Regions from separate parts of the Homo sapiens genome. Here region 1 is linked to region 2. Evidence: read pairs that join two places in POLR2A ChIA-PET (ENCODE). Cell type or tissue: A673. All regions are shown on one strand. Links, peaks and the distances in the headings refer to the core of each region. The heading gives the core; the rest is flanking DNA.

What was found. Peaks named below come from ENCODE experiments on the same cell type or tissue, not always from the same donor. Only the 100,000 strongest peaks of a DNase experiment are listed, where the experiment ranks them.
Region 1: POLR2A ChIA-PET joins it to region 2 with 7 read pairs; 1 of 35 experiments calls an interaction of 5 or more read pairs at or near these places.

Annotation. Positions count from the first base shown.
Region 1 is chr18:9,618,357-9,621,266 of GRCh38, reverse strand. It overlaps PPP4R1-AS1 (PPP4R1 antisense RNA 1), which reads right to left. Exons shown (of 3, transcript NR_110773.1): 3 at 1,904-2,072. Among named protein-coding and RNA genes, the nearest start is that of PPP4R1-AS1, 5.0 kb to the right of the region's middle. In A673, for the core only: no CTCF peak of the experiment used is centred there; a DNase peak (open chromatin) is centred at 1,556.
Region 2 is chr18:10,474,905-10,477,814 of GRCh38, reverse strand. The region is part of intron 3 of APCDD1 (APC down-regulated 1); the gene reads right to left. Among named protein-coding and RNA genes, the nearest start is that of APCDD1, 22 kb to the right of the region's middle. RefSeq lists a silencer at 9-303. In A673, for the core only: no CTCF peak of the experiment used is centred there; DNase peaks (open chromatin) are centred at 164, 1,164 and 2,424; H3K4me3 peaks cover 751 bases; H3K27ac peaks cover 2,500 bases.

The DNA.
Region 1 (2,910 bases), core at 295-2,794, 860 kb after region 2:
TAGTATGGTTTTGAAGTGGTTAATATCTTGGTCAGGATATTGAGTGAGAAACGGAGTGAAGAGGTGACTCCTAAAATGTTTCAATGACAAAATCCTCAGGGAACAGTGATAACTTAGATGGAATTAGAGATTATACCAAGACCATACATGTTGAAAGACTAGAAGTTCTCTTAATGCGAAAGAAGTTGACGAAGGACCATTTTGACAGAAAAGCTATGAATGTGAGGATACGCAAACGCTATTGCCATTATTTAGAATCAGGATTCCAGTGTTTGAATACTAATTCCCCTATTTGCTTGCTTGCTTGCTTTCTTTCTTTTCTTTTTTTTTTTTTTTTTTGAGACAGTCTCACTCTGTCACCCAGGCCAGAGTGCAGTGGTGTGATCTCGGCTCACTGCAAACTCCACCTCCTGGGTTCAAGAGATTCTAATGCCTCAGCCTCCCGAGTAGCTGGGATTACAGGCATGTGCCACCACACCCAGCTAACTTTTGTATTTTTAGTAGAGACAGGGTTTCACCATGTTGGCCAGGCTGGTCTCGAACCCCTGGCCTCAAATGATCCACCCACCTCGGCCTCCCAAAGTGCTGGGATTACAGGTGTGAGCCACTGTGCCAGGTCATTTGCTTTTTGATCTTTGTCAAAATACCCAACCTTTCTGAGCTTCGATTTCCTTTATTTTTAAAATGGTAATATCAATTTCTACTTCACAGGGCTGTTTTAAATAATCAGAAAGCACATAAAAGTGCTTAACAGGCTGGACGCGGTGGCTCACACCTGTAATCCCACCACTTTGGGGGGCCGAGGCAGGTGGATCACTTGAGGTCAGGAGTTTGAGACCAGCCTGGCCAACATGGTGAAACCCCGTCTGTACAAAAAAAAAAAAAAAATATATATATATATATACAAAAATTAGCTGAGTATGGTGGTGGGCGCCTGTAGTCCCAGCTACTCAGGAGGCTGAGACAGGAGAATCGCTTGTACCCGGGAGGCGGAGGTTGCAGCAAGCTGAGATTGCAGCAAGCTGAGATTGTGCAACTGCACTCCAGCCTGGGTGATGGAGCGAGATTCCATCTCAGAAAAAAAAAAAAAAAAGAAAAAAAGAAAAAAAAAGAAAAAGCGCTTAACATGATGCCTGGCACACGCTCTGAAAAATGTTTCATATATACGGTAATATTACCATTGGGGGAACTGATGTGAAAGTGACATAGGACATCCTGGCACATCATTTGAAACTTCATGTAAATCTGTAATTGTTTCTAAATAAAAAGTTAGAAAATGTATTAGCTATCTAGTCTGGGAATTATATTGTGTCATTGTGCTAATATTTTTCCCACCAAAGGAAGGAACCAAGGACCAGAGACACAAGCAATTTGTTACAAACAGTTACAGAGAAGTGAAATGAGAATGGAAGTAATTTCTTCTGAATCATATTACCATAGAGCAGCCTTAGTGTGAAGGGAGCTTAGAGTCAGGGCAGTTAACCACTGAACTTATCTGGGTTTGAATATGTGGTTTGCTATGGTTTATTTCCTGGTTCAACTTGACTCATCCATTCAGATTCAGAATAATAAACATTTAAACATTTAAAATAATAAGCATCTAAAATGATAAGCATTTCCTCCACACGTACTCTGTGCCAGGCATTGTGGAAGCCTCTCCCATATTGCTTTGAATGGGATTGCAACTAAAGCTTTCTAAATTCTAAGAGAAAGGCACAAAGGAAATTTACTACTGCCACTCTAATCCATTTAGTGCTCACTGTTTAAACATCTTTGTTTTCTCTTAATGAAATTAAAATGTGTGGAACAAATTGTGTAGGATGTAGTACCTCATCAGTGGGGAATTCTTTTGCCTCTACTAACCTGGAGCACTGGGAAAAGCACGGGAGTAGGGAACATAGTGGATAAGAAAAAGAGGGTTTATTTTCCTTTATACTCAGTTTACAGTAGTGATTCCAGCAGGATGCACTATTTTGTTCAGAAAAAGCTGATGCTAAGAAACTTGGAGCTGTGGCTGACGACCTTGGGACAGAGCTGAAGTTCTGTTGCATTCTCGGGGCAGTGTTCAGCTCCTGTAAATGTAGAAAGAACAGCCTGAATCAGGGTAACTCTGTATAGAGCTCAGTTCTGTAGGTATTTTTCTTCTCTTTTTTCTTTTCTTTTCTTCTCTTTTCTTTTCTTTTCCTTTCTTTCCCTCCCTCCTTCCCTCCCTCCCTCCCCTTCTTTCTTTCTCTCTTCTTTCTTAAGCACAGTGTGAGAAAATGTCTCTTTAGCTGATGTGAGTAAAGAGATCAAGTATCTTTGAAAAACTATGAAAGCTCTAGGAAAGGCTAAGGCTTCACATTCAGAATGTCACCTTGACAGGGAGCTTTAAAGGGAGATAGAAGAAGCATAGAGAGGAGGACAAGTAAAATTTCACAAATATACAATTTTTTTTTTTTTTTGAGACAGTCTCGCTCTGTCACCCAGGCTGGAGTGCAGTGGCGCGATCTTGGCTCACTGCAAGCTCTGCCTCCTGGGTTCACGCCATTCTCCTGGCTCAGCCTCCCGAGTAGCTGGGACTACAGGTGCCCGCCACCATGCCTGGCTAATTTTTTTGTATTTTTAGTAGAGACTGGGTTTCACTGTTAGCCAGGATAGTCTCGATCCCCTGACCTTGTGATCTGCCTGCCTCAGCCTCCCAAAGTGGTGGGATTACAGGCGTGAGCCACTGCGTCTGTCCTTACCTTTATACAATGTATAGAAATGTATAGGAGGCTTTAGGTAAGAGACTGGCAATTAGTTTTTTTAAATTGTTCCTTTTTTTTTTTGAGACAGACTCTCACTCTGTGTCCCGGACTGGAGTGCAGTGGCATGATCTTGGCTCACTGCAACCTCTGCCTCCCCGGTTCAAGTGATTCTCCTGCCTCA
Region 2 (2,910 bases), core at 131-2,630:
CATTTAAATAATTAAAGTAGACTTATTAAATCTGCTGTAAATCCACTGGGCACTCCTGGCTGGCCCATCCTCTTCCTTTCTCCCCTGGGGCTCAGCAAACACTCCCTGGAGTAGGGACCTCATGCGTACTTTTTAAATGGCCAATTTCCTGCTTTTGCAGGGTTTCCTCATGTCCTCTGAGCTTTCTTGCCTTTTAAGGGATAAAATATTTACCACTTGCATTGTCCCTGACAACAAATATTTCCTGGTCCCCTAACTCCTTAAATAAAGCAACCTTGCATGCCTGTTTATCTGCTGAAATACTCTGGAGTCAAGAAATATAATGAGCTGTTTCTGCAATAGAAGTGTCTATCAGCAGCCTTGTAGCCCAGTGATTGTGACACTGCACACCTCGGCCCAGATAAAAGGTCCACAAAAGCAACCCCTTCAGGGTCAAGACCCCCTCAACCTATCCCAATTGCCAGCTCTGTTTTTTCATAGAATTGTGCAACATTTGCTGCCTTATAGGAAACACCTGGCTCCAGGGAGCAGTCACAGTTTTCTTCTAGGGTTCTCCTTCCTGTAAGACTAGTTCTTGAAACTGTCTTAGGTCATGACTTCTTGAACTTCTGGTTGTCCACCACCTCGTCCATCTCCCATCACCTCTGCAAATCCACACTAGCAGAAAGAAAAGTGGTATGGAATTCTTCCACAAGCACCTGGCTCCTTCTATACCCCAGAGACGCAGCCGCCCACCCACCCAGGAGCCACACCAAGCACATGCTCAGGAGACGTCCCTCCATGCTGGCTCCTGCAGCTAGGCTGAAAAGTCCAGGCTCCAAGACCACCTGACTCAACATCCCCATGGTGTCACTGACATCAGGAAGCTGCACAGGTCACACATCCTCTAAAAAGCCTCTGAGAGGCAAGCTACCTCAAAAACATATGCTGGCTCCAGCCTAGCGGCTCCTAAAGAATTTGAGAGAGAAAGCACAGCATGCTCTTTTTCTGCAGTTCTCAGGTACTCCCAAAGCCCGGTGCTTTTCTCCCTCCCGTGTGTAGCTCCCCTGCTGTACATGTGCTGGGATCGAGTATTTCAGATGCACAGCCTGGGGAAGGCTGTCTGGTTTTCAGACAGCCCCTTTGATTTACGATCCTGTGGTTAAATCAGTGCAGGATTTTGGAGAAAGACCAATTCCATTTGCTTACGAGTCTGATCCTGAGGCTCTGGCATCTCTAACGACCTTGGCAATCATTTGCTTTTAATTACCATTTGATTCCATCCCTGAAAGAATGAGCCTGGCTTCTACCCCTCCAACTGCATAGTTCTGAAGAATCTCGGCAGAGGATTATGGCTGCTCTGACGCTAAACTTGATTCAGGCAAAGCATCTTCTTTCAGGGTTACTTTACGCTGTCTTGACTTTTTTATAATGAAGAGTAGCCAGTTCCATCCTGAATGAACCCTCCCAGCACACCTGAATCTCTTCAAACGTCACTTATTTGCCAAAGGACTCTGGACCTCACAGCAAAGCTGTATAAAGCTTAGAAAAACAAGTTGACTTAAAGTTTCTATTTTTACACGGTGTCCTGTTTCTAGAGGGGCTGAGGCTCGTGGTTTGAAACTCAATTTAGCATTTAAACTAATTTTCAGCTTGGTCTCTATGGACCAGCAATTAGGGAAGTAGAAGAGTTCAAAGGAGGAGGTTCCAGCCTCTCCTGGGCAGGCGTGTACGGTCTTTGAAGACGTTCTCCCAGCCTTTCTTCCTGTCTCCGCTGGCGGCCACAGACAGCTCGGACAACCTGCTGTGGCTGGGCCCGCGTGGGCACACAGTGCCCAGTCTTTCTGGTGCCCGGGTCTGGAAAGACACCAATGGCTGAGTCCATTTTGTTCCTTCTCAGAGCTGTCCTGGGGAAGGATCTGAAAACTTCCTGAAGACTCCGCTGCACACTGCAGGCCAAGAGGTACAAGGCGAGAGACAAGAGAAGAATGGACCCTTTCAGCTACCAGAGCCACTCGGCCTTCCACTGACCCCCCCCCCCCTCAGCCATCTTGCGAGGCAGCTAGGCTGGCTCAGGAAGCCTGGGTCCTCCTTCCAGCTGGGCTGCCACCTGCATCTGTGGCCACAGCATTCCTCTGGGTCTGGGAGTGTTTGCTTGCTTTTTTTTTTTTTTAATCTAAATTTTCTGTGATGACTGTGCTTAGGTAATAGAAGATCACAGCACAAAATGCAACAGGTACCAAAAGTGAAGTCTCTGTCCGACAATCCCAGATAGACAACTCTGTCACTTCCTCTGAGGCAGTCATTAATTTCCTCCATAAATATCTGATTCCTTTGCAAAGAGTCCCTCTTCTTCTCCTTTCATTATTAGTTTTATGCAGATGGTATCATATTATTCACGCTATTTTATAACTTCCTTTTTTCCTACTTAACAATATGTCTCGTGTAGTATCTAAGGTCCTAAAGCTCTTTCCACCTTAATTTTCTGTCATCAAGGAATCAGGCCTGGGATTTAAAGAGTCTATTTCTTAAGAATCTGGGTAAATGTTCCCACAACTGCCTTAGCAGAGCAGGGAGGAGAAAATGGGAGGAAGTGTTTTATGGCTAGGCATCATGAAACACTTTGATGTTCCCTGGTCAGTCGACATTGTCATTTTCATTCCTCTCTGAGCCATTGGCCCAGAAGGGCGACTTACTCTAGGTTAAGAGAGATGGAGCTTTGCATTCAGGCCCTATCCTGATGCCCACAGGATTCTGCACATTAACCCTATTGATTCTTATATTTTTGCCATTTTACAGAAAAGGAAAATGAAGTCTCCAGTAGGTCAGATAACTACCAATGCCACACGGCTGATGACAGCAGAACTGGCTTCCAGGATTGGCTACCGTTTCTGAAGTCCACATACTTGCCAATTTGTCCAAAAGGTGTTA